2 separate regions of the Homo sapiens genome follow, and region 1 is linked to region 2. The links are chromatin loops, found by intact Hi-C in ENCODE. Cell type or tissue: Caco-2. All regions are shown on one strand. Links, peaks and the distances in the headings refer to the core of each region. The heading gives the core; the rest is flanking DNA.

What was found. A loop is a pair of places that touch in the nucleus more often than their neighbours do. Peaks named below come from ENCODE experiments on the same cell type or tissue, not always from the same donor. Only the 100,000 strongest peaks of a DNase experiment are listed, where the experiment ranks them.
Region 1: a loop joins it to region 2, with 6 times the contacts of the local background. A loop is called at or near these places in 1 of 110 quality-filtered maps.

Annotation. Positions count from the first base shown.
Region 1 is chr16:80,926,573-80,942,341 of GRCh38, forward strand. No RefSeq gene overlaps it. Among named protein-coding and RNA genes, the nearest start is that of ARLNC1, 42 kb to the left of the region's middle. In Caco-2, for the core only: no CTCF peak of the experiment used is centred there; DNase peaks (open chromatin) are centred at 5,729 and 5,779; H3K4me3 peaks cover 1,382 bases.
Region 2 is chr16:80,818,537-80,834,305 of GRCh38, forward strand. It overlaps ARLNC1 (androgen receptor regulated long noncoding RNA 1), which reads right to left. Exons shown (of 3, transcript NR_131948.1): 3 at 10,199-12,221. Among named protein-coding and RNA genes, the nearest start is that of CDYL2, 22 kb to the left of the region's middle. In Caco-2, for the core only: a CTCF peak has its summit at 6,420 (motif pointing left); a DNase peak (open chromatin) is centred at 6,435.

The sequences.
Region 1 (15,769 bases), core at 4,652-7,151, 110 kb after region 2:
TTTTTTTTTTTTTTTTTATTATTATTATTATTATTATTTTTTTTTTTTTTTTGAGACGGAGTCTCGCTCTGTCGCCCAGGCCGGACTGCGGACTGCAGTGGCGCAATCTCGGCTCACTGCAAGCTCCGCTTCCCGGGTTCACGCCCTTCTCCTGCCTCAGCCTCCCGAGTAGCTGGGACTACAGGCGCCCGCCACCGCGCCCGGCTAATTTTTTGTATTTTTAGTAGAGATGGGGTTTCACCTTGTTAGCCAGGATGGTCTCGATCTCCTGACCTCATGATCCACCCGCCTCGGCCTCCCAAAGTGCTGGGATTACAGGCGTGAGCCACCGCGCCCGGCCTTTTTTTTTTTTTTTTTTGGAGACGGAGTCTCACTCTGTGGCCCAGGCTGGAGTGCAATGGCATGATGTCAGCTCACTGCAACTTCTGCCTCCCGGGTTCAAGCGATTCTCCTGCCTCAGCCTCTCAAGTAGCTGGGACCACAGGTGCGCGCCACCATGCCTGGCCAATTTTTGTATTTTTAGTAGAGACAGGGTTTCGCCATGTTGGCCAGGCTGGTCTCGAACTCCTGACCTCAGTTGATCCACCAGCCTCAGCCTCCTAAAGTGCTGGGATTACAGGCGTGAGCCACCTCTCCCGGCCCCCTGACAGCTTTGGGGACCAAGCAGTGCTGTCTACCCAGACTTAAAAAAATGGGTAGGAATTAGCCAGGCAATGGGAAAAGGTTGGGGGATGGGTTGGAGGGACAGTGCAGAGAGTGGCCCATGTGTTGTGGCCCAGGCAGTGGGAACAAGGTGGGGGGACAGGTTAGAGGGACAGTGCAGAGAGCGGCCCACGTGTTGGAGGAGGTGAATGAAGGAGGTTCATCCTGGCTGGAGCCTGGGTCACCAGGAAGGGAAATATAGAGCTGGGATAACTCACCCACGTGAGGTCATGAAGTGTCTTTATCCTAAGAGAATGTGGGCCGTCAGTGGCTGTGGAATGATGGGATTTGAGAAGGGGTGATAATGAAGGCAGGGAGACAAATGCAATCCCTGTGCCTGGCTACAGATGCCAGAGGTGGGTGGAGAGGAGGAGAGAAGGGATGCCTCGGAGAGGCACTCAGGAGGCAGGACCAGCAGGACGCAATCACGGAATGCATGTGGAGGTGAGGAAGGGGCAGTGTTGAAGGAGATGCATGATTCTCAACACAAACAATGGTGGTGTTAGCCACTAAGAGAGGGGACCCCAGAGAATGTCATAAGTTCAATATTTGACATATTGAGGTCCAGGTTTCTGTGGGACATCCAGCGGGAGGTGATCAGTGGGGAGGTGAATGCAGATGGTGCTTCTGTCATTAGTGACTGGTTTCCAGGTTCCCTGCAAAGTGTGTGTCCCTGTCCAAAATCTCCATGCTAGTAATCAGCTGTTTCTCTGCTTGGGTACTGGGTTTTGGATTCTGAGTCTTACCTAATTCTGAAGCAAATGGTTACAAAGAGAAAAAGCTAAACAACTTGTTGTTTTATCTACATGGTATCAAGAATTTTAAAAAATCACCTAAAACTAAAACTAAATTGTGGATTCACACCGGCATGTGGGCTTGAGCCGGCTCCTCCCGCAGCATCTGCCAACACATAAGGCCTTCCCTCCACTCCTTATTCCAGGAACCCAAACTATCGCGGGGCCCACTTCAGCAGCTCTGCATTCCGATGGGGCTCAGGAAGTCACACTGCCCAGTTAGTGTCCTCAGGTTAGGCTGAGAATACCAAATCCATGAGGACAACCCCATACTCCATAGCTAGCTTAAGACTTGGCTGCCAATGCGGGACACCAGACACCTTAACAAGGAAGATATGAAGGCCAAAGATATGAAAAGAGGCTGTCAGGGTGTATTAGTCCGTTTTCACACAGCTGATAAAGACATACTCAAGACTGAGTAATTTATAAAGGAAAAGAGGTTTAATGGACTCACAGTTCCATGTGGCTGGGGAGGCTACACAATCATGGCAGAAGGTGAAAGGCACGTCTTACATGGCAGCAGACAAGAGAGAATGAGAGCCAAGCAAAAGGTGCTTCCCCTTATAAAACCATCAGATCTCGTGAGACTTATTCACTACCATGAGAACAGTATGGGAGAAACCGCCCCCATGAGTCAATTATCTCCCACTGGGTCCCTCCCACAACACATGGGAATTATGGGAGCTGCAATTCAAGATGAGATTTGGGTGGGGACACAGCCAAACCATATCATCACGGGGCTCACAAAATACATTCAGGAGACTTGACTGTGTTTTATTCAAATAATAGCTCAGTTAGTGACACCTTCTTGTGCCAAGAACTTGTCTTACGTCTGTTCATCTGATTCTCCCTGTCCCTCCCATGAGCCCCATGTTGGGAGAGGACCCCCATCAGGCTGCGCCCAGCTTTTCTAAACCTTGACAGTCTATGTGAACCATACGCAGATGCTCCACACCTGCTGGGTTATCTCCACACCAGGTATTTGGAATTTCCAAACCCCCTTAGCTCAGGGTTGTTTGTGTTCACTTTTCCTCCAGATCTTTGGCATCTTGAGTGCTGCAGCCGAAAGCTTTTCAGGTGGCTCCATTGCCCTCAGCTCAAGGTCTTTTCCTAACTCAAATCCTGCCGCACTATGAGGGGGACATGGTCTGCTTCCTGATTTTATTTATGTGATGCATGCCTTTGTAGTTCAGAAAAATTAACCAAAACATTTTCAGTTCCTTAGTTTGTCAGTCCATCCATTCATCTGCTCATCCACCTATCCATCTATGCAGCTAATAAACATTTACCAAGCACACACTCTGAGAGTACTGTGTTAATAAAAACAGATATGGCCCCTGCCCTCATGGAGGTTATAGTCTAGTGGTGACGACAAGCATTAATGAAAACACCACACAAGGCTGGGTGCAGTGGCTCATGCCTGTAAACCCAGTGCTTTGGGAGGCCGAGGCGGATGGATCCCTTGAGGTCAGGAGTTAGCGACCAGCCTGGCCAATATGGTGAAATCCAGTCTCTACTAAAAATACAAAAAAACTAGCCAGGCATGGTGGTGGACGCCTGTAATCCCAGCTATTCGGGAGGTTGAGGCAGGAGAATTGCTTGAACCTGGGAGGCAGAGGTTGCAGTGAGCCAAGATTGTGCCACTGCACTCCAGCCTGAGCAACAAGAGTGAAACTCCATCTCAAAAAAAAAAAAAACAAACCCAAAAACCCACACAAATGAATATATAATTATAAACTGAGATAGGTGCTTGCAAGAAATGGTATTTGTTCTGTGAAGCAGGAAATAAAAATATCTTGACATAGACCAGGTGATCAGGGAAGGCTTTACTGAATAAATATCTGACTGAAGAAGGCTAAGACCGCCCTTGGAGCCCAATCTTCTATTCAGGACCATCCTCTACAGAGGGAACCTGGTATGCTAAGCCACAGCTCAGGAGAGCTGCAGCTGAATGGAAACTAAGCCAGGTAATGGAGTCTCTAGTCTTCATAGGCAGGGGATGCAGAATGACACATTTCTTTCCTCCCAAGAAGCACCCAGGTAAGGTAGGCTGGCACCTCCTTTCCCCGGTGGCAAATCCTGTGCAAGATAGAGAGTGAGCTCAGAGGAACCTGCTTCTTCTTGAGAGCCTATGATTTTCCACAGATTAACAATTTATAGATGTGGAGGTCTGATGTCCCTAATATTAATCAAAAATAGGTCTATTTTTTTTGGAAGACATGGGAAGTTTATTTTTAAAAGGGGGACAAATTATCAGAATAGCAAAAATAAAAGAGTGGGGAAAATGGATTTTTCTGTGTCTGTGTCTATTATTGAAGCAGCACAGAAATGAACTCAAGGGAAGAAAACTTGAATTCTGCCTTCTTCTCCATTCTCTACCAGCGATCTCACTTAATCTCAAGAGCTGCAAATGGCCCCACATTTACATAAACACTTCTCCATTGTTACCAATGGAGAAGTTAACAACGGCCTAAGGCCGGGCGCAGTGGCTCACGCCTTTAATCCCAGCACCTTGGAAGGCCAAGGCAGGTGGATCACAAGGTCAGGAGATCGAGACCATCCTGGCTAACACGGTGAAACCCCGTCTCTATTAAAAATATAAAAAAATTAGCCAGGCATGGTGGCGGGCGCCTGTAGACCCAGCTACTCAGGAGACTGAGGCAGAATGGCGTGAACCCAGGAGGCGGAGGTTGCAAGTGAGCCGAGATGGCGCCAGAGATGGAAAACAGAGCGAGACCCTGTCTCAAAAAAAAAAAGTCCTAATGGCCTTAGGACACCTCTAGTCCTCTAGTCTTAGAGCTCCCGTCCTTCTCATTAGAAGCCTAGTCTAACTGATTTGGAAAAGCTGGGTACTTGGATCACCGTGTTGAAGTTGGTGCCTAGGTTTTTTAGGCAAGATTCCAAGTCATGTTCAATTATTTATTCATTCAGTAAGTACCTGTAAGTGTCAACGATGTTACAGGCACTGTTCTAAGTACTAGGGGTACAGACCGGGCACAGTGGTTCACTCCGTAATCCCAGCACTTTGGGAAGCCGAGGCAGTCGGATCACCTGAGGTCAGGAGTTAGAGACCAGCCTGGGCAACATGATGAAACCCTGACTCTACTAAAAATATCAAAAAATTAGCCGGGCGTGGCCAGGCGCGGTGGCTCACGCCTGTAATCCCAGCACTTTGAGAGGCCAAGGTGAGCGGATCACCTGAGGTCAGGAGTTTGAGACCAGCCTGATCAACATGGAGAAACCCCATCTCTACTAAAAATTCAAAATTAGCTGAGCGTGGTGGCGCATGCCTGTAATCCCAGCTACTAGGGAGACTGAGGCAGGAGAATCGCTTGAACCCGGGAGGCGGAGGTTGCAGTGGGCCGAGACGGCGCCACTGCACTCCACCCTGGACGACAGAAAAAGACTTCATCGCCAAAAGAAATAATAATAAAATAATTAAAATAAAATAAAATTCAACAATTCTTTCCACTTCACTATACTGTAGTTTTTTTTGTATTGAATTCAAACAAAATTAAATTAATATGAATACTTTTAATGAAAAAGCATCTATTTGTGGTCTCATTTTTATAAAATATTTATATCCTTTAACTCTATGTATACATAAAAATATATCTGAGTAGCGTGCATCCCGTGTTAACTAAAGCTATTTCTCAGTAGTGGGATTTTTCTCTTTTTTTTCCACATGTAAACTTTTCTACGTCCTTTGATTTCTTTGAAACAAGCACGGTATCTCTTTAAAAAGACAACAGATTGGTTGTATTATTAACTACTGCTACCAGAAGTGAATGGGCCAAGATGTTAAGAGGAGAGGAAAGGAGAAGAAGGAGGGGAGGGTGTCAGACCGACGGAGTTGGGGGGAGCAGGAGGCGAGAAAGGGGAGAGGAGCGAGAGAGAGAAGAGGGGGGCTCAAATGACGGAGAGAGCGAAAGAGAGGGCAGGAGGCGAGTAGGAGATGAGCCAGAGGAGAGGAGGACACTGCAGACCCGGGGGGAGGGCAAGGGCGCCGACCGCAGGCCGGGGAGGCTGCAGGAGACTGGGGGCCAGGGGAGCGGGGGAGTCGGCAGCGCCGCCTGGGACAGAGCTTGCCGCACGCTGACCTACTTTCTGGGGCCGATGTGTTTGCAGCCAGAGGTACCGCGGAGCCAAGCCCGGAGCCTCGGGGAGCCGCCAGCGAGCGCAGACTGGGAGGGAGCCGGCCGGGCTCCCCGCCACCCCTTCCTCCGCGCGCCAAGACCTGTCAGTTTCACCCAGCCCGGCTTCCCTGGAAAGGCGGGATCCCTCTGCAGATTTCCAGGCTCTTGGAAGAGGACCGGCGCGTCTATTAAACCCGAGTCGCTCCACGGGCTCTCCGCCCAGAGCACAAGCTGCCTTCCCCCGGGAACTGGACCTCGGCAGCGGCCTGCGCAGAGCCGGGCTCCGGGGCCCTGGCCGCTCTCGGGAAGGCCCCGCGGGTTCCCACCAGGCCAGAGGGAGAACCACCAGGAGGCCGCGCGCGCGCACACGCCGGGCGCCCTCCTCGTGCCGAGGTGGAAAGAGCCTGCGACAGGCAGGCCCAGGTTGTCATTTAGGCTCCGCCACTTTCCGCTCGTGTCCTTGGGCAAGTTACTTGACGCTTCCGAGCCCTATTTTTTTTCTCATTTTTAAGATGGAGAAAATGCCATCCACATCTCAGGGTCAAGGTGAGGATTATAAATAAAATAACGTGTGTGAAAGTGCCTGGCATAGCAGCCGGCACGTGGTGTGTGCTCAATAAAAATGTTAGTTCATCCACTCGGGAGGAAGCTGCTTTGCCGGCGCGTCATGACGGATCCAGGAGCCGGCCAACCGTGCTCTATGATCGTGACCGGGCTATGGCCATCGGTGAACGCTGGTCATAAGCGATTTGTGTCATCGTAGTGCCTGACGCCGGGAGACAAGCTTGGGGAAATGCCTTTTTTCTGAAACATTTCCTATGAAATAGTTTGGCCCCACGCCCACTAACTAAAGAATGAGGCTGGCAGGGCGTGGTGGCTCATGCCTGTAGTCCCAACACTTTGGGAGGCCGAGGCGGGCAGATCAGCTGAGGTCGAGAGTTCTAGAACAGCCTGACCAACATGGAGAAACCCCGTCTCTACTAAAAATACAAAATTAGCCGGGCGTGATGGCGCATGCCTGTAATCCCAACTACTTACTCTTGAGGCTGAGGCTGACGCAGGAGAATCGCTTGAACCCGGGAGGCGGAGGTTGCCGTGAACCAAGATTGTGCCATTGCACTCCAGCATGGGCAACAAGAGTGAAACTCCGTCTCAAAAATTAATTAATTAATTTAATAAAAATAAAAAGAAGGACGCTGTGGATTACTGGTGTAAATAAAAGTAATAAACACTTCAAAAGCGATTGCTATGATACAAACAGAGAGTGCCAGAGCTTTAGGTGAAATCACTCATGCAGCCTCTGGGCAGTGCTAGGGGCAGGTGCACTCACCATGCGGACAACTGAGGCTGAAATAAACGGTAAAGTAACAAGTGGATATTTGTCATTTTGGTGTCACTTGACACGTACTTCCTCTTCATAGGGTGAATATATTTATTTCTTCTGGAGAAATTCCTTGTCCCCACTGTGCCATCTTAGGTAGCTGAAAATCAGAGTTTCTTGCTCTCCCTGAGTCAAGAGTGGGCCCATGATCCCACAGGCCAAAGGGACCTTCTCTTCCTCAGGACTTGGAATCTTGAGGGGAACATGCAAGGACAGAATAAAACAATAACAATAATAATAACAATCATGGGGCATTTTCTTGCTAGTGGTGACACCCTGTCTAGGGTATCATTGCTTGCACACCACCACCCACAGCCTACAAGCCTCATGGGCCCCTCCAGACCCACCACCTCCAGACTCAGGAACCCAGATGAGGTCAGGACAGCTTCCATTTAATGTTCCAAGGGCACTAACATGTGAACTGTCATCTTCCCCTCAGCTCCAAACCTGCGCCTCTCCCAGCTAGTGCAGGCCACCACCGTTCATCCAGTTTCCCAGTGGAGAAAGCTGGGAATCATCCTAGACCCTTCTTTCCTCATCCCCATCCATCTGGTCCCCAGGTCTGTCCATTTTACCCCCTAAAGAGCTCGCAAGTCCATTCCTTCTTCACCTGCCTCAGGTCAACGCATCCCTTTTCTCCTGGAAGGTGGCACTAGCTTCTCAGATGCCTCCTGCCTCTAGGGCTTTCCCCTCCAAACCCATCTTCCACATTGTAGTCAGGGTGATCTTTCTAAATGCCTACCTAGTTATGGCAGGGGCTTAAAACTCTTTAGTACCCTGCCAATTGCCCCTGAATGAAGTCCAGACTCCACATCATGATAACAAGCTTTGCATTCCTTTCCACTCTGCCCCCATTCTTTGCATCTCCCAGCACTCCTACGCAAGCACCCTCCTCTAGCTACGTGAAATCTTTCACTGTTTCCTAGACACTCCTTGCCTTTTTTGCTCCTCTAAGCCTTTGCACTTGCTATTTCCTCCACTTAGAAGGACGCTTACCCTCACCTCTACCTAGAAAACTCCTCCTCATGCTTCAAGAATGAGCTCAAATATCCCCCGTTGAGAGAAGCATCATCTGACTCCCACAGGCAAAATGTAGCAGTCCTTTTGAGTTCCCTACTATACCTGCTCCCCATCCCTGCCGCAGCACAGACTTTACTGCACTGCCTTTACCCAATGACTTATGTCTCCATCTGTCCCCTCCACCCACTACACCAACTCCAGCAGAGTAAGAACTCATTCAGTGATCACTAAGGAAGAATGGCTAAGTACATTCTGGTTGGAGATGGGGAAAGGAGATGGTCTTAGGTTTGCTTTTCCCCAAGCAGATCATGGGAAACTGGTTTGAAATGAACTTCTTCACATTTCTGAGAGTGAATAAGGTATAAGCCTGGAACTGCTAGGTGCAGGTTTGGAGCTGAGGGGAAGATGACAGTTCATCTGTTAGTGCCCTTGGAACATTAAATGGAAGCTGTCCTGCTTCCTGTCCCCATGAGGAAAACACTGCCTGAGAATGGAGCCAAAACAAAGGAAGACGGTGTTAGGAGCTTGAGTGAGAACAAGTTCTGATGGCATCTGAGCCCACAGAGGTGGCTGTTCCTGAAGTCAGTCATGACTCTTGAACTTTTTAGTTGTAAGCCATTCCCTGTTTTTGCCTAAGCCATTTTGTTTTTGTTTTGTTCTGTTTTGTATGGGGTTTTTTTGGTGTTTTGTTTTTTGAGACGGAGTCTCACCGTGTTGCCCAGGCTGGAGTGCAATGGCGCATCTCGGTTCACTGCAACCTCCGCCTCCTGGGTTCAAGCAATTCTCCTGCCTCAGCCTCCCGAGCAGCTGGAATTACAGGCACCCGCCACCACGCCCAGCCAATTTTTATATTTTTGGTAGAGACTGGGTTTCACCATGTTGCCCAGGCTGGTCTCGAACTCCTGACCTTAGGTGATCTGCCCAACTCGGCCTCCCAAAGTGCTGGGATTACAGGCGTGAGCCACCACACCAGGCTCTGCCTATGCCATTTTGAATGCAGACTTTCCATCTATTGCGAGCAAGAGAATCTTCATGCTGCTAAAGCATGTTGAAATAAGAATATCCTTTTGAGAGAAAAACTTTAAAACTCATATGTCCTGAATCAAAATAGAAGTATGAGATCAACTTGAGGCAGAATAGCCCTTTGGAAGGCAAGACTGGATTGCAAAGACTTATTGAGAGCATATCTCATGCCAAGACTCTAAGTTACCTGACATAGAATGTGTCCAACAGAAGAAAGGCTGGTCAGACATGAGTGCCTGCACAAAAGAGGGTCATGGAGAAAGAGTTGGCAAGGCCCACGAAAGCACCAGCCAGGTTAACTGTTAAGTGAACACAGGTATAGAGTCTCCACCTGGCGCCCCAGGGCTGGCTTCCTGGAGCTTTATGAACCTCCTAAAATTGTATGTGTAATTAATTCTGCATTTTTTTTTTGAGATGAAGTCTTGCTCTGTCACCCAGGCTGGAGTACAGTGGCACGATCTCAGCTCACTGCAACCTCTGCCTCCTGGGTTCAAGTGATTCTCCTGCCTCACCCTCCTGAGTAGCTGGGATTACAGTCATGTGCCACCACACCCGGCTAATTTTTGTATTTTTAGTAGAGATGGGGTTTCAGCACGCTGGGCAGGCTGGTCTTGAACCCCTGACCTCAAGTGATCCACCCGCCTCTGCCTCCTAAAGTGCTGGAATTACAGGCACGAGCCAGCACGCCCGACCTCTGCATCTTTCTGAGGAGAATGTCTATAACTTCATTCAGATTCTCAAAGTGGTTCATTACACCTAGTAGGTTAAGAATTGCTAATGTCACAAGTGAAATTGTTTCAGGCATCCTAGCTGAGACAGTCTCTTAAAACCACCCAAATTCTTGCATATATCTCAGTCTCATTGCCACCCTCTGACAATCTGGGTTCCCAGGTGGCTCACCACCAGGAAGAGAATACAGGGAGCTACTGATGGGAGCACTTGGGTCCACCTGAGAGCTGTGGTTCTCATTGCAAAGTCAGATGCTGGGAGACAGGCGTGGGGAAATGCCTCCTTTCTGAAGCATTTCCCATGAAATAGTTTGGCCCCATGCCCACTAACTAAAGAACTATGCTGTGGATTACTGGTGTAAATGAAAATAATAAACGCTTGAAAAGTGATTGCTTGGGCAGGCCTGGGTTCAAGTATAACTAATCTTGGGGAATAATAACTAGGATTTGTTTAAGCCTACACTCCAGACGTTTTCATACGTTACCTAATCTCATCATCATAAACCTGAGAGAGAGAAATTATCATCTCCATTTCTACATGAGGAAATCAAGGTATATTAAGATGAAGACATTTTCTCAGGGTCACACAGTTGCCTGCTTTCCAAACCCATGCATTTTTCATGTTACCACCAACTACCGCAAGCCACGTCTAAGTTTTAGTGATCACGCACTGGTCTTTGTGGTAACCTTGAGTACCGTGCTGCTCTCTTGATGTTTCTACCAACAGACTCTGACTCTACCCTTCACAACAGGGTGTGTGAGCCCAGGCACGACTGGCTGGGATACCCTCCTGAACGCAGGGATTGACTTAGGGATGGCAATATGACCCAAGTCAGGCCCATCAGAGTTCTCCCCTGTGTTGCTGTGAACAGAGACAGCACAGAAAGCCCTCTGCCTCTGTGGCCTTGGAGGAAGCTCCTCTACAGGAGGAGGGAATAAAGTCCATGAGAAACCAGAAGAGGTGACAGCTGGGCAGCAGAAGCGCCAACAGCACCAGGCCTCCAGCTCCTTTCTAGAAGTTTCCATTCTAGAGCTTCCATTCTGTGAACTTCCCACACAACATCCTGGACAGTGAGAGTCCATCCATGGGCGGGAGTGAGAGAACGATAAACATCGTCGCTGCCATTTGTTACATTTATTCTTCAAATCTAAACTCTAAGGCAGTTAGAAAATAACTAACTACCTCAGAGTTATTATTAGTAGTTATTAGAGGAATAACTAACTACCTTAGGGATACTCTAACTACCTTAGGTATTCTTTGCCAAAATGAGGTAGGTGTTCATTGCCAAAAGGTAGGTATTCTTTGCCAAAATGAGAATAAGGAACAAAATGGTAGAGAAATTGCCCAAGGTCAAACAGAGGTGAGTGGCAGAGAACTCAGGAGGTAGGGCTCCAACTCAGCCTCCATCAACATGAGAAAATGCACGTCAATATTTGGATCCTGTCAGTGAAAGCAGGGTGAAGTTATGCCTCAGTTTAAGGAGGGAGCTGGAAGCAGTTTTGATGCCTCCACTGAGGCATGTTTGCCCCAGGAGATGTAGGGTCTCCTCCTGGCTTACGTAAAGAACCAGTGTGTTAGTCAGTATTCTGTTGTAACCCAGACTCCAAAACTCTCCGTGGTTTACAGCAGAGGTTTAATTCTTGCACTCAAGTCTGCAGCTCAGCTGCCTCTGCTTAGCTCTGCTCCCATCTTCTCACTCCAGGACTCAGGCTGAAAGAGCAGCATCATCTGGGAACTGTGGAGCTTACAGCAGAAAGCAGTAAGGCAAGAGGCCAAGCCAAACTATGCAATCTCATTGAAAGCTTCTGCTCAGACAGCATAAATCATGTCCGCTCACATTCCATTGGAAGAAGCGAGTCACAAGGCCAAACCTGCCAACATACTCCCCTTACTGGATTGCTCCTGGAAGTCACGTGGCAAACGGTGTTGGACGTGTAATACCCTCAGACAGAGGCAGAAGATAGTTGCAAACAATAACATAATCGGTCGTACCAAGAAACAAGTGCTGGAACAATGGGACTTAAGGATAAATCTGCCTTTCACAGCAGGGAGCCCCCCAGTGGGGCGAATGGAAGAGAATATAAAGTTCCCAGGCTCTTGAATTGAACAAAGACGGAGTCTCAGCTGCAGACAGGCCAAATTCCAGTGGCAAAAACAATGTCCTGAGAGCCAGAGCTTCCAACATCTGGAGCCCAAACAGGGACCTAACAAAAGATCAGAATACAATGACCCCGGGGGATGCCTGACGAGTGTATCGTAAGAATAATCATTGTCTCTGGGCATTGGGTTATGAGTAATATCCTCTTCTGTTTTCTACTGAGTGATTGTGCTACTTTTTAATTAGAAAAAGAAGCATTTTAGAAAAGTATATGTGTCCTCCCTGGAGCCGAAAACAGCATGGGGCAGCAGAAGTGACTGCTTTTCCATGCCAAACCTCACACTGATGAGAAAGATTTGCATGTCCGATGACGCACCAAAGGTGTGTAATTTCAATCCCCTGGGGCAAATGGTCCTGCCATCTACTGTAACGACTGATAAATGGGAAGGCAATAATAAGCATAATCTTTTTTTCTCAGGTGTTTTCTTTTTGGCAGGGGTGGATGGGGGTGAATCAGTGAACAAAGTAGACTTAACTTCTAAAATCTAAACGTCCCTGGGGTTTTCCACTTGCAGATTCTGTCTGAGGTTGAAGACAAAGAAAGGCCACTATGAGTTCAGTATCCAGAAGGTCCTGGATTTCTTTCCGGCTCACAAGAAGGGAAATTAGGGAACATGGGCTTAAACATGTCTTCACTGGCATTGAATCTGTGAGAAGTCAGCCCCACGGTTTTGGTAATACTAAGTTAAATACTAGTTTAAAATGAGTTTGAGCCTATTTGAACCCAATTTGATGTGATATGCACAGGGACTTAGGCCCCAGGCTTTGTGTTTTGTTGTTGTTGTTGTTGTTTGTTGTTTGTTTTTTTTTTGAGACGGAGTCTCACTCTGCCACCCAGGCTGGAGTGCAGTGGTGCGATCTTGACTCACGGCAACCTCCACCTCCTGGGTTCAAGCGACTCTCCTGCCTCAGCCTCCTGAGTAGCTGGGATTACAGGAGCCTGCCACCAAGCTAGTTTTTGTATTTTTAGTAGGGATGGGGTTTCACTGTGTTGGCCAGGCTGGTCTCAAAGTCCTGAACTCAAGTGAACTGCCTGCCTCGGCCTCCCAAAGTGCTGGGATTACAGGCGTAAGCCACCGCGCCCAGCCGGCCCCTGGCTTTGGACCTTGGCCCTGTTGTTGAACAGCTCTGCAACTGTGGACAAGGAACTTAATTTCTCTGTGCTTCAATTTTGTTCTTGAAAAAGGGGATAATGATAGTATCTACCTCACTGGGATGTGTTTTAGGATTAAATATATACAAATAAAGCTCCTAGCACAGGACTTGTCATATAGTGAACAAACAACAAATTTTGTTATAAACACTAATGTAATGAGGATCAAAATCATTAGTATTTGGGTGTTTGTAGCTTTTCCCTTTCCTCTCCTATTAAAAGCCAGTATTACTTGGTCAGCAAATCCTCCTCAGCCCCTTCTCCCACACTGTCCTCTGCTTTGGGGTCTTATTGGGAAATGTGGTGAATGAGTGGGAGAACCAGACCGAGGGGGTGGATCACCTGAGGTCAGGAGTTTGAGACCAGCCTGACCAACGTGGTGAAAATTCATCTCTACTAAAAATACAAAAATTAGCCAGGTCCAGTGTCAGGTGCCTGTAATCCCAGCTACTTGGGAGGCTGAGGCAGAAGAATTGCTAGAACCCAGAAGGCAAAGGTTGCAGTGAGCCGAGATTGCACTACTGCACTCTAGCCTGGGCCACAGAGCAAGACTCCGTCTCAAAAAATAAATAAATAAATAAATAAATAAATAAATAAATAAATAAATAAAAAGGAAAGAAAAGGAAAGAGTGCAGAACAAGAAACAGGATGAGAGATCTTGGAGCCATCACCTAGTGTGAGAGGTGGTGACTGAGATAAATCAGGGAAGGAGACTGAATTAGTGATCTACTGCTGCCCGATAAATTACCCCAAACTTCGCAGCTAAAAAGAAATCAACATTATTACATCTCACTGTTTTTATGGGTCAGCTATTTGGGAGAGGCTCAGCTGTGTTATTCTGTCTCAAGGTCACTCATCAGATTGCAGTTTAGATGTCAGCTAGGCCTGAAGTCATCTGAAAGCTCAAAAGATTGGAAGACCATCTTTCAGGATGGCTCACTCATGAGGCTATTGGCAAGAGGCCTCAGATTCTAACCACAATGGCTCTGCACAGGGCTGTGTGAGTGCCTTCAATGACATGACAGATGGCTTCCCCGACCCGAGAGAGAACACGGAAGAAGCTGCAAGGCCTTTTATGACCTAGTCTTGGAAATCACACATTATCACTTCCACAACATTCTGTTCATTAGAAGACAGTCACTAAGCCCATTCTACACTGAAGGGGAAGGAAAATAGCTTCCATCTTTTGAAAGGAGGAGTGTCAGAATATTTGAAGACATTTAAAACCAAGACAGGGATTGCAGGGAGTGTTTCTGTGGATTGCTAATTTGATTCCCTTGAGTATTATTGGGGGACTGCATATGAGGCTTGCAATTAATTTTCATTTTGGCTACATAATTGTCATTGCTGTTGTTGCTTTAATATGGCCTGGTCCCTAGATTGGTCTATATTGTGCCCATGGATATTTCTGGGTAACATTAATAATAAGTTTTATTTTAGAATGATGTATAGAAGGAAAGCTTTCAGGTAATTGATCATCTCTAATAATCACTGGAAACGTAGAACAAGGAAGAAAATGATTGAATATTTTCTCCTGTAAGCAAAGGCTGCCAAGATTTTTGGTGATGCTCATTTACCATACAGTAAGTTGTCATGTAATAAACACTGTGAATAGCTTCATGAAAACTTCAACTTTAGGCAAAACAGCATGTAATAAAACCAATTTTACCATAGGCTAACTGATATAAACAAGAGTTAAGTTCCTACAGCATATTTCTGGTCACAAAAACATCACCAAACTTCTCAATAAAGACCCAAAACACTTCAAATATTAAATATTGCAATAACTGTGAGCTATATGTACATTTAAAAAACATTAATAAAAACTTTTTGATGAGTTAGTCAGTGACAGTGATTGTAGTGGTGGTGGGTTAAATCAAGGAATGAATGTTTGTAAAATGAAAATTGTGGGAGTACCTCCTACTACCATGCAGTTCAAAAACAAACAATAACGAATATGGCAGGCTCATTGAGCGCCTTCATATTGCAACATTTATGGTAGTGCATTTGTATGATGATTGTAAACTTCTTTATTTATGCTTGCTTTTTTCATTCTTTATATCTTTTTAGTGTCAGCCTGTGCCTTAATATGTAAAATACATCTCTTGTAGACAGCATATAGTTGAGTCTTACAACAATCTCTTCTTTTTGTTTGTTTTGAGACGGAGTCTTGCTCTGTTGCCCAGGCTGCAGTGCAGTGGCACAATCTCGGCTCACCCTGCAACCTCTGCCTCCTAGGTTCAAGTGATTCTCCTGCCTCAGCCTCCCAAGTAGCTGGGACTACAGGCATGCACCACCATGCCCAGCTAATTTTTGTATTTTTAGTAGACATGGGGATTCACCATGTTGGCCAGGATGGTCCCAATCTCTTGATCTCATGATCCACCTGCCTTGGCCTCCCAAATTGCTGGGGTTACAGGCGTGAGCCACCACGCCTGGCCCAACCTCTTCTTTTTATAGAGTGTTTAGTCTACTTACATTTAATATAATCGCTGATATGAATGGTGATATACTTCAGATATTTGTCCCCAACCAAGTCTCATGTTGAATTGTAATCCCCAATGCTGGAGATGAGGCCTGGTGGGAGGTGTTTGGATCATGGGGGTGGATCCCTCATGGCTTGGTGCTGTCTTCATGATAGTGAGGTCTCGCAAGATCTGGCTGTTTAAACGT
Region 2 (15,769 bases), core at 5,013-7,512:
AGTTCCTTATATCTTGTTGAGTAGAAATAGCAGATTACAAAGCAGTATGTCTAGTATCACCACAGTTTTATTTATAGAATTGTGTGCATATGTGTAAAGATGTTAGCAGTGATTGAGTCTAGAAAGAGATTTGGGTTTTCTACCCTAGACATTGTTGAATTTTCCAAATGTTCTGCAACGAACCTTTAATACATACACACTTAAAACATAGATATATTTATAGCATTCGAACATAATGTTATTTAAACATATAAAAACAATGTTTTTTAATTTTTTTTTCTAGACAGAGTCTTGATCTGTCTTATTCCACCCTGACATGCTAAGCATTTGGTTGTTTTTGTTTTTGTTTTTGTTTTGAGACGAAGTCTCACTCTGTCCCCGAGGCTGGAGTGCAGTGGTGTGATCTTGGCTCACTCCAACCTCCGCCTCCTGGGTTCAAGCTATTCTCCTGCCTCAGTCTCCCGAGTAGCTGAGATTATAGGCACACTCCTCCATGCCTGGCTAATTGTTGTATTTTTAGTAGAGAGAGGGTTTTACCATGTTGGTCAAGCTGGTCTCGAACTCCTGACCTCGTGACCCGCCCGCCTCAGCCTCCCAAAATGCTGGGATTACAGGAGTGAACCACCGCCCCTGGCCGGAAATGTGTTTTAAAAGCAAGATTCTGGAAAAGCAGTCTACAGAGAAGTGATGGGAGGAGGCTAGAACAATCCATGTGGTAATGGACTGGAGCTGGAGATGTCAGTGTGAACATATTCCACTTAATATAGATACAGATAGTTATGTATAAAAATATGTATATATATGCAGGTAGGTATATACACATTTCCTTATTCTGTCAACTGAGAGGGTCTAGAAGTAACAACACCCCAGTAGCATTGAGGAAACCCACTGCCCAGATCCGGATTTCTAATACTGTTCTCCAGTAAAAAGAACCAGAGTGTTTTTGCTTTAGAGGAATGGCTGATTCCAGGACTAGGATGGGAAATATCCAAGATGAGCCTGGAACATCTTATGATTCCAGAAAATAAGGAAGTGCTCAAAAATAAATAAACCCACAGCGATGGGGGCATGTCAAAGGAGCCAACTGAAAATGCTGCCAGTGGCCGAAGCTGGGACAATTTGAGTCAAAATAAATGAAGTAGTATTGGATTAAATTCAAAGTATAAAATAAATATTTATGATTCAATAGTGAAATAACTAAATAAGAAAATGGTTGAGAATAGACCATTTTCCTGTGCAGGAGAATTCCAAGTAATGTATATAGATGCTCCCGCCTCAAGGAGATTGAGCATAAATTCCCACTCCTTAAGAATGGGATGCACATAGTGACTTCCTTCCAACGAGTACAGTATGGAAAGGGTGAGGGGGTAAGCAGTGATAACCTTACTTTAGAGAAACCTGACAAACACTACCTTAGCCAGGTGATCAACACCAACAGCAACAGTGACAAATCATGTGAACAGCATGTACCCTTGTTATGACATGATAAAAATGATATTTCTCTCAAAAACCCATAATCCCAGTCAAATCATGAGGAAAACATCAGACAAATCTCAGCCAAAGGGCATTCTGCAAAATATACAACCAGTACTCCTCGGAACTGTCAAGGGTATCAAAAACAAGGGAAGTCGGAGAAACTGTCACAACTAAGAGGAATATAAGGAGACATGTCAATCAAATGTAATGTGGGATCCTGGATGGGATCCTGGGACAGAAAAAAGAATATTGATAAAAATTAAGGTAATCTGAAGAAAATACAGACTTTAGTTAATGATAATGTATCAATGTTGGTCACCAATTATGACAAATGTGCCCTATTAATGTATTGTATTAATAATAGGGAAAACTGAGCAATATATGGATCTCTCTCTATTACCTTTGCAAATGTTCTGTAAATCAAAAAATATTCTAAGAAATAACATTGTTTTTAAACCAAGGTTCTTAAACAACAACAAAAAAACAATAAAAGCATTTTCATAAATTGACTCTTCAGAATAGGTGGAAGACCATTAAAGGCCAAGTTATCTCTGGAAAAAAGTTTATTTTATTGATCTAAATTAACAGTATAGCTAAAAATACATATTAAGAAGAAGAATATTTTTCTCTTAAGAGTGAATTATTACACTTTTCTGAATGTATAATTATCTACAAAGCTGTAATTTCAATATTCTTTAGCACAAGGTAAGTGGGAAAATAAGGAATTTAATCTGAGAAAAGACACACCTACTAAATAATAAGAAAGTCAGGAACAGCCTACCTCTAAAGATAAGCTACTCCAAAATCTAGAAGAAAAATTTCAAAACCTAGCTGAGATTCTCAAAAAAGAACAAAAAATAATAAGCTTTTCTAATACTAGAGAGTCATAAGATTGAGATGAATAGGCAACAGAAAGATTTTTTTTTTAATGTGAATGACAGAAAAGATTTCAAGGAAACTTTAAATGCTGTAGTAAAATTAAAATCAACATTGTAAGGCTGGGCGTGGTGGTTTACACCTGTAATCCCAGCACTTTGGGAGGCCAAGACAGGCAGATTGCTTGAGGCCAGAAATTCAAGACCAGCCTGGCAAACATGGTGAAACCCCGTCTCTACTAAAAACAAAAAAACTAGCCAGGCATGGTGGTGCATACCTGTAACCCCAGCTACTCAGGAGGCTGAGGCAGAAGAATCACTTTAATCTGGGAGACAGAGGTTGCAGTGAGCTGAAATTGTGCCACTGCACTCTGGCTTGGGAGACAGAGTGAGACCCTGTCTCAAAAAAAAAAAAACAAAAAAACCAACATTGTAGACAATTGACAGTACATGACGTGGACAGTAAACTTCAGAATACTCCCTTTCCCCTTGCCCCTCAGAATTTAGCATAAAAAGACAAAGATTTTAAGATGAAGAAGGAAGGTATGATAATTATGGAAAATGGAGATTAGAGAACAAAGATAAGATAAAAATTATGACTAAAGAGAAAAAATACAACAAAAGCAAAATCTGAAGATATCATAAAGAAAGTGGTGAGCTAAAGTTTTAACAGTTTAAACCTGTAACCATTTTATACAAAGAAAGTAGTCATTTACATGTATAGACAACACAATAACATTCTCATATTAACAAGAACTCAGAAAATATACTTTTCATGTGCCCTTCTTGAAAAAGAACCTGCCTGATTGTATGATCTAATCAAAATTTAAATCTTAGGAATGGGTCGGCAATAAATACTGAAACTGGTAAAAATACTTCAGTCATTTTAAATCTAGTTTTCTGTTTGTTTGTTAGCATGAGACAGTCTCACTCTGTCATCTAGGCTGGAGTGCAGTGGCACGATCTCAGCTCACTGCAATCTCCACCTTCCAGGTTCAAGCAATTCTCCTGCCTCAGCCTCCCGAGTAGCAGGGATTACAGGTGCCCGCCACTGTGCCTGGCCTAAGTCTAGTTTTAAAATGGAAAGGGGAAAGTAACGATGTAATAATAATTTGGTACCAAGATCTGTGAAGAAGGAGGAAGTGAATTATACTAAATACTTTCTCTCACATAGAAGACAGAGCATTGGGAGCCCAAACATAACTGCTTTGCTCCTGATCTTAGAAACAAATTTAAAACACCAAAGATAATTCATTACTAGAACTTACGTGCTATATTAGCCTCTAAAACACCGACAAATATAACAGTTAAGTCATTATACTCTACACAGCTTAAGGTAGAAAATAAAGGAGACAGCAAGAAGTTAACAAAAAACATGAGTTAAGATAGCAGGGGCAATATCTATCATAAGGACCAAGGTGAATGGGATAAATGCCCAGAGAGAGGCAAAGATTCTTAAATTAGGCCCCCAAATTATGATGGGTCAGAAACAACATGTTTTTCACAAAATACAAATACAAAAGTGATTATAACATGTTTAAAAAACAAGAAATGTAAGAGACATGGTACAAATGTAAAATGAATATTAGATTAAAAAAAATCTAGACAAAAACACTAAATGGAACAAAGGGGGACATTTTACAAGAATAAGAGTCATAATTCAAAATAAGGATACGACGCACTATTCAGCAAATACTTATCAATGCTCACAGCTTTTCAAAAAAAATCATGTAAAACATCTAATGCTAACTGCTACTAAAAGTTAAAGTAAGATAAATAACTTTTTTGGGTTGTTCTATTCCTCAGAATATTCCATTTAAATACATTTTTTAATGTTAGCAATACAAAGAAAAACTGACAAAAACTGTAATTTGGAAAAACTCAAACATACCATTTCTGTTTTAGGCAGGTCAATTAGACTATATATATATATATATATATATATATATATATATATATATAATCTAGAATATTAAAAGTTTGAAAGTTTAATTTTAAAAACAAAAACTACAAAGAATTTTGGGCTGGGTGCAGTGGTCATGCCTACAATCCCAACATTTTGGGAGGCCAAGGTGGGAGGATCACTTGAGGCCAACAGTTTGAGACCAGCCTGGGCAACATAGTGGCGAATCCTATTGTAAACTGCACATTTGAGGGATCTAGGTTGCGTGCTCCTTATGAGAATCTAATGCCTGATGATCTGTCACTGTCTCCCAACACCAGCAAATGGGACTGTCTAGTTGCAGGAAAACAACCTCAGGGTTCCCACTGATTCTATATTATGGCGAGTTGTATAATTACTTCATTATATATTACAATGTAATAACAGAAATAAAGTACACAATAAATGTAATGCTCTTGAATCATCCCAACACCATCCCTTCCTCCCACCCGTCCATGAAAAAACTGTCTTCCATGAAACTGGTCCCTGGTGCCAAAAAGGTTGTGGACCACTGACACAGAACACATAATAAAGTGCAATAATACTATAAATAAATTACAGGCATTGCCTGAGGATAATAGATTCTGAGAATAATCCTTTCAAAGCAAATCCCCTTATAAGGAAGTTCAAAATTTTATAATGTGAAAAAAAAGTTGGAGTGGAACTTTACCTTGAAAATTCAAACAAAAAATTATCACAGGGAGTCTATTTTATTGCATATATAATAAAATTAAAGAACAAACATTTTATTTATTTATTTATTTTTTGAGACCAAGTCTCACTCTTGTCACCTAGGCTGGAGCGCAGTGGCGTGACCTCGGCTCACTGCAACCTCCGCCTCTTGGGTTCAAGCCAATTCTCCTGCCTCAGCCTCCTGAGTAGCTGGGATTACAGGTGCTTACCACCAAGCCTGGCTAACTTTTGTGTGTGTGTGTGTGTGTGTGTTTTTAGTAGAGATGGGGTTTCACCATATTGGCCAGGCTGGTCTTAAACTCTTGACCTCAAGTAATCTGCCCACCTCGGCCTCCCAAAGTGCTGGGAAAAATTAAACATTGATTTTTGGCATATTTGTTCTGACAAAATTTAGGAGCTCAGGATACAGCCATCCTTCGTATTTGAATAATCAAGAGTAATTTTTCTTAAGAAATATCAAAGCCTTTATCAGTTTCCCAAAGGTCCTTTTAATGATTTTCTATTTAGATATTTCTTCTCTGAAGCTACCATGTCATCATCTTTGTAGATTTTTCTCTTTTAGCTGCATTCTGCCAGATCCTAATTTATCAAAGAAATTTGAGTGATTCCAGCAGTTCTCCAACATCACTTTCATCAACTTCATAAAATTCTACAGGATCTCTTTTTAATCAAATCTAATGTGTCTGCTATGTTTTGTCAGAAAAATATGCATAAATCAACTAGCGGTTACTAGACAAAGAAATATGACCAGATTAACAGGTATAAGCCCTGGTCTTACTGGTCAAGAAACATTGAAGATAAGAGCAATTTTATAAGTAATTAATTCATCAGTAAACCTTTCATGTTACAACAACTTTGCTACCTTATACAACTTCATAACTATAGGGAGTTAGATATTAAAGACCTCCCTTCATGGAATATAAAACAAATTCTGTCCTACGTAATTATGTATAAGAAGATAACAAAATTGCAATGACCTTATTTAGACATTAATTACAGTGAAAACAGATTATATCAAAACCAATGGAATACAGTCAAGGTGTTAATCAGTGAGTTATTTACGGAGTTAAATGCTTTCATTATTAAATAATATGGAAAATAAACTAAGCACTTAACTTTTTAAAAAGCTGGAAAAGGATATGAAATTTAAAAATCAGGAATTAACAAATATAAATCAAAAAACAAATCCAATCTCTAATTTTTTGAAAAGACTAATGCATTCCAAGTCTACACAAGAGAAAGGAAGACAGGGAAAGAGAAAAAGAGGGAGGACGAAAAGGAGGAAGAAAGGGAGGAAGAGAAGGAGGAAGGAAGGAGGGAGGGAAGAGAGAAGCAAGGCAATCACATAATGTTAGGAATGGTAAAAGGTCTAAAGAAATCAGGTTCTGGAAGGTTTTCAGTCCATTTGTTCTTAAATCTAAAGTAACATAAAGTGACTGTATCGCCATCTGTTGGTAGCAGATGGAGTTGACACCTTTGCTCTGCCTTTGTTCGTACCTTAAAACCCTTGTAAAGTGAAATTTCAATATTGTTTTTAATTTACAACTTCTGAAATATTTTAAATGGTACAAGATACTTTAGAGGCTATGTCAATCAATTTTTAAATTATGACTAACGGGAAAATTTTGCTGGAAATTATAAATAGCTAAAACTGACTCAAGAGTTCATTTAACTAATTGCTTCAATATCATTTATTAATAATTTGACTCAAAAACTCAAAAATCCAAATGGCCATGTAAGAAGTAAAAAGAAAACAAGTTCTCCCCAACATGGTTTAGGATCAATTGAATACTTTTAAGAAAGCAATTAATTCCTATATCTTCCAAACTCTTCGAAAATGTTATTTTAAAAAGAAGATTCTCTAATTTAATAAAATCAGTATAACTCTGATACCACAGAAAAAGCTGACAAAAATATCCCTAAAGGAAATGTGAAGACAAATTAAAATTTAAATATAGATACAAAAAGTCATCCAAATAATTATAGCAAGTTAATACAACTGCATATTCAAAGAATATCACTGTCGAGTCAGCATTATTTTTAGACATGCAAGGATAGTTCAATATTATAAAATCATCAGTATAATTTAATAATAGAAACAAGCAAAAAATCCTGTGAAGAGCTTTAAGGACAAAAAAAAAGCCTTTGATAAATTCAACTGTATTCTTGGTTGAACAATCCTACTGCACTAGGGTTAGAGGAAAAGTTCATAAATATCAGTAAGATTCCCCCTCCTTCTAAAATCTTTCTTACTCTTGTAAAAAAAATTATGAATGAAATAACCAGTTACAACTACTTATAAAATATCACAGGGGAAACTAATTTTGCAAAAGTATCAAAAACTTATTTTTTCTTGAAAAAAATAAATCTGAAGCTTAAGACACGCTTCTAAAAATCTACAAAACTCTAAGAAAAATAAAAAATAGACATGGACAAATAAAGTGGCATACTATATTCATGGATGAAACGACAATATTGCAAACAAATCAGTTCTTTTCCGAATTAATCCACTTATATAGTGCAATTCCAACCTATATCTCAATAGGGCTTCTTTTTTTGGAATGAATACAGGTTTTCAAAAATTCAACTAGAATAGTAAATAGAGAATACCCAAGACTATTTATTTATTTAGAGACAGAGTCTCACTTTGTCACCCAGGCTGGAGTGCAAGTGGCACGATCTCAGCTCAATGCAACCTACACCTCTCAGGCTCAAGTGATTCCCGTGCCTCAGCCGGGCAACAACATGCCCAGCTAATTTTTAGTAGAGACGGGGTTTCACCATGTTGTCCAGGCTGGTCTCAAACTCCTGACCTCAAGTGATTCACCCGCCTTGGCCTCCCAAAGTACTGGGATTACAGGCATGAGCCACCGTGCCCGGCCCCAAGACTCTTTTTAAATGAAGGGAAATAAAGTGGGCCTTACCCTATCTGCCTTAAAAAGCACTAACTGTCCTGGTGCTCAGTGAAACCCAACACAAAGTTTAGGAACAGGAAGAAGGACCTATTAGAATGTGATATGGGATAAAAGTGGTATCACAGAGTAGTGTAAAAAATCAGGTTATTAACAAATAGTATTGAAGCAATTAGCTAAGTATTTGGGAAAATATAAAGTTAGGCCCTACTCTAAAAATAAGGTAGATTGTACTTAGTTCTGAATTATGAGCTGCCTTTTCAATGAGATTACAATTCCATGCCTCATTGACATCAGGCTTAGCCATGTGACTTAATTTGGCCAATGAAATGTGAACAGAAGTGACAAATACCCCAGTATAGTAGAAGTTCTATATGCCATTGCACGCTCCCACTGTTGCTCTTTGTCTCTCTTCCAGGAGCTCAGAGTAGAGGCTTCCTCTTCGGTCTAGGTCACAGAATGAGGCACAACTGGAATAGCACCAAAGGTAACCTACAGCTAACATGTAAAGTGAGTGAGAAGTAAATCGTTATTATTATAAGCCCCTGAAATTTGGGGATCACTTGTTACCATGCACAACCTAAAAAAAGTGTTGAGTGATATAAAAATAGAAATTAGATAAAGTGTCAAAATGAAACTATGAAGTCTCTAGAAGAAAACACTGATGAATATTTATAAAATCTCATATCTAGTTAAAAATAACATGAAAGAGCAACACTTAAATGAAACAGTTTAAAGATCTGGCTACATAAAAGGTTAAAATTTTCATTCTACAAATACTCAGTCAACCACAAACCAAACCAAAAAATTTATTTGCAGCATATGTGCTGCTGGATTCATATGTAAAAAATTCTTACAAGTGAAAAAAAAGATGAATGTCCTAAGGTGCTAAGGACATTAATAAAGACAAGTTTCAGAAAATATAAAAATAGCCACAAAAAACGTTAAAATGTGTTTAATTTGGCTAACCACCAAAGAAATTGAAATAAATATTGAGACTGCTGTTTTAACTATCTTATTAACAGAGATATAAAGTATGATCATACCCAATTTTGGCTAAGGGATAGAAAAGAGGAAGGAAGCACCCTCCTACACTGTCCTTGAGGTATAAATTGATATAAAATGTTTCAAAAAGCAACTGGGTAAAACATCGAAAGACTTAAAAAGTGGCTCAGGAAGGCTACTCCTGGAATTTATCCTTAAACATAATTGGATAAGTGGGCAAAAAGTATTATACATCTTGGTGCCATTTATAAGGAAAAATCCAGAGAAGTCTTAAATGCTTCACTAAATTATTATACATTTACAGCTGTTAAGGATGATTATGTAAATGTGTATTTATTTGTAAGAAAAGGCATGCATGTTTTTCAAGATGGGAAAACAGTTGACCAATATTTTGTTGTATACCATTATTTTTTCTAAGAATATATAGTATATATAACATGTCATGAGCTACATAATGACATTTCAGCCAACAGCAGACTGCATGTATTATGGTAGTCCCATAAGATTACTATGGAGCGTATATAGAAACCTGATATGTGGTACTTGATATTGGCACCGCAGATCAAGTAGGGGAAATGATTGATATTCAGTAATGGTGCTGAAACAGTTGTTTTTCCATGTGAAGAAATGTTGATAAATAAAACTCTACATATGCTATCTAGGTTTGCATAAATACTGTACACTGATAATTGCACATTGATGAAATCATCTAATGACACATTTCTCAGAACATATCCCTGTTGTTAAGCGCTTCATGACTGTATATATATCTAATGTGTATTTTAGTTGTGTGTGCGTATTTTTATACATATATAATTTTTGATATTTAACATCTGTAGGAATAACTAGTCTTTGGCATTAATAATTTTTCGTTTTGTTCATATGCATTTTTGACAACTTCAGTATCATATTATTTATGTACTATGGCAATAATAAAATTTTAAGAGAGTATTCTAAAAGGCTGTGTTGTTTATCCCTACTAGGATCACAGATCCTGGAAAACATAGTGAAAGCTATTGGTTGGCTGGCCATGAAAGTGCACACGTGCAACTACACTGAATTTCATATAAATTTCCAGGAACTCCTCATTCCTCCCAAATATGATCCATGGACATCTAGATGAAGGACGCTTGGCACAGAAGCAGTACACACTTGATGTTTGTCTACTCTGGATGTCATTAACCTTGGGTCCACTAAGTCCTAGTATCTATAATAAACAAAACCTGGGATTATTTAACTTAGTGTTTTAGTAAGCTGACAAAACACATTCTGGGAATGAATGAACGACTCCAAGGTCAGTAATGAGAATGCATCCTTTATTCTCCATTATTAGCAACATCTCTGACCTTGTCTCCTGCAGGCACACTCCGGCCCACGTGCTTCTCCTGGCTCCCAAACCACTGCACTGACCTGCCTTTATGAACACTGTGTTCATAAAGTTGATGTTCACTGAAACTTCCTTAATTCCCTGAGTGTGCTGCCCCTTGTAGTTGCCACCTATGAGATAGGTAGGTACTATCATTATTTCCATTTTACAGATGAGGGAAGTGGGGGTTAGACAGGGTAACAAATTTTCCCAACATCACACAGCTAGCAGTATATACTGGAAAATACATACAGTGTTTCGGAGCTGATGGCCTGTCCTTCCACAGGAATGATGCAGTCCTTATCCAGGAAAGCCAAGAGAAAGGAAGAGATGCATTCTGCCCTGGTCTTCTCTGTCTTCTTCCCACTTTTGAGGCTCCATTTGTCCCATGCTGGGATCTCTGCTTCTTTATCCAGAGATTTGCAGATTTTATGTAACACTGAATTGTCTCCAAATACTTCAAGCTCACTTTAAAAACATCTTTATGGAGACTTCGCTTCCTTTCTGCAAATTTCTAGTTGCCTGTTTTACATGTCAGGAATGGCTGAGTGATGCTCTGGCTCTCTCACCTGAATTTTGTCTTGCATCTCTGTTCACTTTGCCTGTTTCATTGTCTTGCCATCTCATTCTTTCTAATGGAGAAGTAAAGGAGGGACTCTGTTCCTCCCCGTACCAGGAGGGTATTGATGTTTGAGGTCCAAACTGAAAACCCATCACCTCCTTCCCACTGCTATAGCAGCGTTAGCCCTGGGGTTCATTATCTAGCCAGTTCACACCTTCTAAAGTGGGGCTCTGAAAATGTCTTACTTCCCTCACAGACAAAGCAATTCTCAAGCCTCCTGAGATCACCCACCAACCAGAGCAACTGCTGTCACTTGGAGGTGCAGCTGAATTCTTCTAATTGTGACACAAACTCTTGAAACTGTAAATGCTGAAAGATTAAATGAGGTTATAACACTCAGAAGGTTTTACAAGTAAAAGTAAGTCAAATCAATAGGTCTTTATTTCATATCTGTAATGGTTTAGCTCTGCGGGAAGTGTTAGCAGCTATATGAATTAGGAAGAATTTAGAAGACAATCCCTAAACACATGAAATGTCCAAGTAAGAAGATAACATATTTATCCAAATATTTAAAGTGAAATGCTCCAGATATGGGAAGCTTACAGTTTTCAAGCAAAGCTTTTTAGAAAAAATTATGGAACTATTTTAAAGAGAGCTAAACATTTCTTTGCCTTAGGCAGAATATACAGAACACAGATTCACCTTTTCTGTACATCTCTAGATGATCACGAATGTCAAATATCACACTACACTGTGATATGGGGATTCCCCTTGGGGGTTTTCATGTGTATAGGGTGCCTGCAGCTACACTAAACATCTTAAAGCTACCACAATGTTCACTTCATATTTTTGCTTTTTATAGGCTTTCTTGGTCTCCTCCTATGTTCCCATCATTTTCTTGCTTTGAATCTGTAAGAATCGAGTTGAATCTTCTCCATTTTAAATTTTCCATAGGCTGAGAAACTGTTTAGCCAAGTTTGGATAAAATTGTATCCAAAGTAAGAGTATACAAGCTATGGGCAAGTCCAAAATCAAGCTGTTCACAGGACCATGTTCTCTCTAAAGGTTCTAGGAGAGAATCCCTCATTTCCTTCCAGCTTCTGGGTGGCTGCTGGCATTCCTGGGCCGGTGGCTGCATCCCTCCAATCTCTGCCTCCATCTTCACATGACCTTCTTCCTTGTGTTTCTATGGGTTCTTTCCTGTTTTTTATGAAGACATTTTCATTGGATTTAGATCCCATCCTAATCCAGTATGATCTCATCTTCAGTTTTACCTAACTTATATCCGCAAAGGCACTATTTCCAGATGAAATTACGTGCTGAAGTTCTAGATGGATATAACCTTGGGGGCCATGAAGAACTCTTCCACTTACTGCAGAGATCCATCACCCTAAATAGTTAAGAACAAGAGAAATGTAGAATAAAATCTCAAGCTCCCAGGATGACGTTCCGGGGTCTTCCTATTCCACCCTCAACCCTTATTTTTGACCTCCTGTCCTGCAGCCACACTCCGGCCCACACGCTGTTCCTGGCTCCCAAACCGCTGCACTGGGCTGCCTCAACACTGTCTTTATAAAGTTGTCATTCACTGAAACTTCCTTCATTCCTTGAGTGTGCTGCCCCACGTAGTTGCCACATATGAGACAGGTACCATCATTACTTCCATTTTACACATGAGGGAGGTGAGGGTTACAGAACATAAAGAATTTCCCAATATCACACAGCTAGCAATAAGTGGAACTTGAGTTCAAAAACAGATTTGGCTGGGTTCAGAGCTTGTGCTCTTGACTATGAAGAATAACCTTAGCATGTTCCTATAACAGAAAAGACAGTGGAGTTCCCGAAGCAAGACAAAAAGTGGTAGGAGACAGAAAGCTAAGAAGACCAGCACCTGATTAGGTGGGGCCTCATATGCATGGAAAGGTGAAAAGGAATTCTGAGTGTGGTGGGAATCCACCAAGGACAATGAGGATGATGAGAGCTTAGAAAGGGCTATTACATTTGCTTGTTGTAAAGAGAAGTTTCACTTAGTCATTCATTCATTCAATTATTCACTTATTACATGAATATTTCTTGAGAACCTAGTGTGTGCAGGGTACAGTTGTACATGGGAAGGATACGATGGTGAGCATATCGGATGCAATCCTGGTCATTCTTGAGCTTATATTCTAGTAGAGGGAGAAAGATAATAAGCAAGTGATACAGTTTGGGTATTTGTCCTTGCAAATCTCACGTTGAAATCTGATCCTCAGTATTGGAGGTGAGGCCTAGTGGAGGTTTTTGGACCATGGGGGCAGATCATGCATGAATGTCTTGGTGCCATACCTATGAGTGAGTTCTTACTCTATTAGTTCAGGCAAGATCTGGGTACTAAGAAAAAGCCTAGCACCTCCTCCTCTCTGTTCTTTCCTGTCGCCATGTGATGCAGCTCTCCTTCGCCTTCCGCCATAACTGGAAGCTCCCTGAGGCCCTCACCAGAAGCAAATGCTGGCCATGCTTCACGTACAGCCTGCAGAACCATGAGCCAAATAAACTTCTTTTCTTTATAAATTACCCAACCTCAGGTGTTCCTTTATAGCAACACAACGGACTAAGACACTAAGTAAGCCATTAAACAAGCCAATACAGGTAGTGATATGCACCTTTTTTTTTTTTTTTTTTTTTGAGACGGAGTCTCACTCTGTCACCAGACTGGAGTGCAGTGGCATGATCTCTGCTCACTGCAACCTCTGCCTCCCGGCTCCAAGCGATTCTCATGCCTCAGCCTCCCGAGTAGCTGGGATTACAGGCACGCATCACCGTACCCAGGTAATTTTTTTGTATTTTTAGTAGAGACAGGGTTTTACCATGTTGGCCAGGATGGTCTTTATCTCCTAACCTCGTGATACACCCCCTCAGCCTCCCAAAGTGCTGGGATTATAGGCATGAGCCACCGCACCCAGATGATATGCACTATTTTAAGAAAAAAAAAACCTACTATAGAATGGCAGGGAAGAGGGGGAGCAAAACTCCAAACTGTCCAAAGAAGAAACATTTGAACTAAGATGGAGGCAATGAAGAGGAACCAGCTGAGTGATGGTCTAGGGGCAAGATCTAGGGGAAAGTCAAGAGAAAGAGACTGAAGAGAAAGGGTTAGGGCTGATTTAGTGAGCAAAGATCCAGGAGGGGGAGAAGTTTACAGTACCCTGAGAACAGCAATAATGCACAAACATTACTATTCCAACAGCTGCATTGAAACACCCTTGGTAGGATTGGGAAAAAGATGGATTATTGCCATTTGGACACTCCAGGACTGTCCATTAATACTCCTGACTAATGGAAGATGATAAAGATTGGGCAAGAAAAATGACTGCAGCAAACGCCTTGGCATCTTCAACTTGTCACCTTTAGCAAGAGGCCTCTTCAACAGTTCTTGGACTGTGTTTGGCAGCCAGGCACTCTCAGAACGGCAAGGAGACACAGCTAACATGATCTTTGCAATGCAACAAAACAAGCGATCTTGAGGCGACAGAGTCCAAAAGATGACAGAAAATTCATCCAACTCCTGAAGCATGTGATGCCACCAGAAAGCCTTGGCAACAGCCCTTGCAACCCCAGGCTACACCACCTCAGTCAAAGCCAAGTCCTAACATATCTCCCTTCTTCTCCTGCAGCCAAGCTGGGCAAGAAGAGATTAGACTCCAGCCCCTTGCAAAAGCTTCAAGCTGCATGTGTCACCAAAAGACCTTGAGAAAGTCACAGGAAAGTGTCTAAAATCTACATAGAAAACATTTGCCCAAGGAGACTTGTGTGACAAGGCAGGGCCCACTTTGCAGAGCTGGCAGATGTCACCATTGCTTGAGAGTTCTTCTCCTTGACTTAGTTCTGTAAACCAGATGCCCCCCAACACGCTCTAGTTTGATGACGGCATATTTTCTTTTATTCTCCAAATAAAATGTGTCGAGCTCCCATCTCATGTACTAGGAGAGGTCCTGTGACCTTTCCAGTGCCTCAGAGAGTGAGAATGGGAAAGAGGAGTGGATGAAGTAGGGCTTACCCTCCTGTGGGTCACCTCTCTTCCCTGCTGCTTCTGAACCCCACTCAGCCTCCTTCCCTCTTCCCCAGCAACTATCCCAAAGCTGTTACATCGTGTGGCAAACGTTTACTGAGGCTTTTAGGGATAATATAAGTGGTTTCTTTACAACCATTCCTTCACAGCCAGAACGCACGTAATTTAAAACTGTGTCATTTTCACACACGTCCCATAATGTCTCCTTCATGGGGAGCTTCTCATGGCCTTGGTCTCTCCCCAGAGGCTGCCTATGGCCATATTTCTGGGATCCAATTCTCACACACTGGGCCCCTCATTCTTGGGCTTCCCACATTCAGTTACCTCATTCTTGGGCTGCCCACAAACAGTCAAAATCCTTATTTTCTAAGCTGAAGCAGTTGAGCTCTCTCACTTACCCTTACAAATCTAGGTTTTGCCTAGAAGTAGTCAAAAAAGCAAGACAGAGACATCTTCATCAACCACAAAGTCTCATCAAAGTATTTTACTCCATCAAAGAGCCATTCACTTCTGATAGCCATGCTCTTCCTCTCTTAAAAGGCAGATTCTCTTTGTTTTTTTTTTTTTAACTAAATACAACGTTTTCTTCCTACCACACTGCCTCATGATCCTATTAAAAGATATCAAGATGAGGACCAGCCATGAATTCACTTCCCTCCGCAGTCCACTAACATGTTGCTTTAGTGAAAATAAACAAAACAAAAATTTAGAAATTAAACTAGGGCATTTGGATTCTTAGAAGGGATAAAACTGCATGGTAGTAGCATACGGTGATGTCCTAGATTCAATTCTATGACTATTCAGTGGCTGGAGTGGATCCTCATGGCCTACACAAATTCTTTAAGATCCCTGGGCTAGTTAGCACCCATGCAGTGGTCAGCTACATTCCC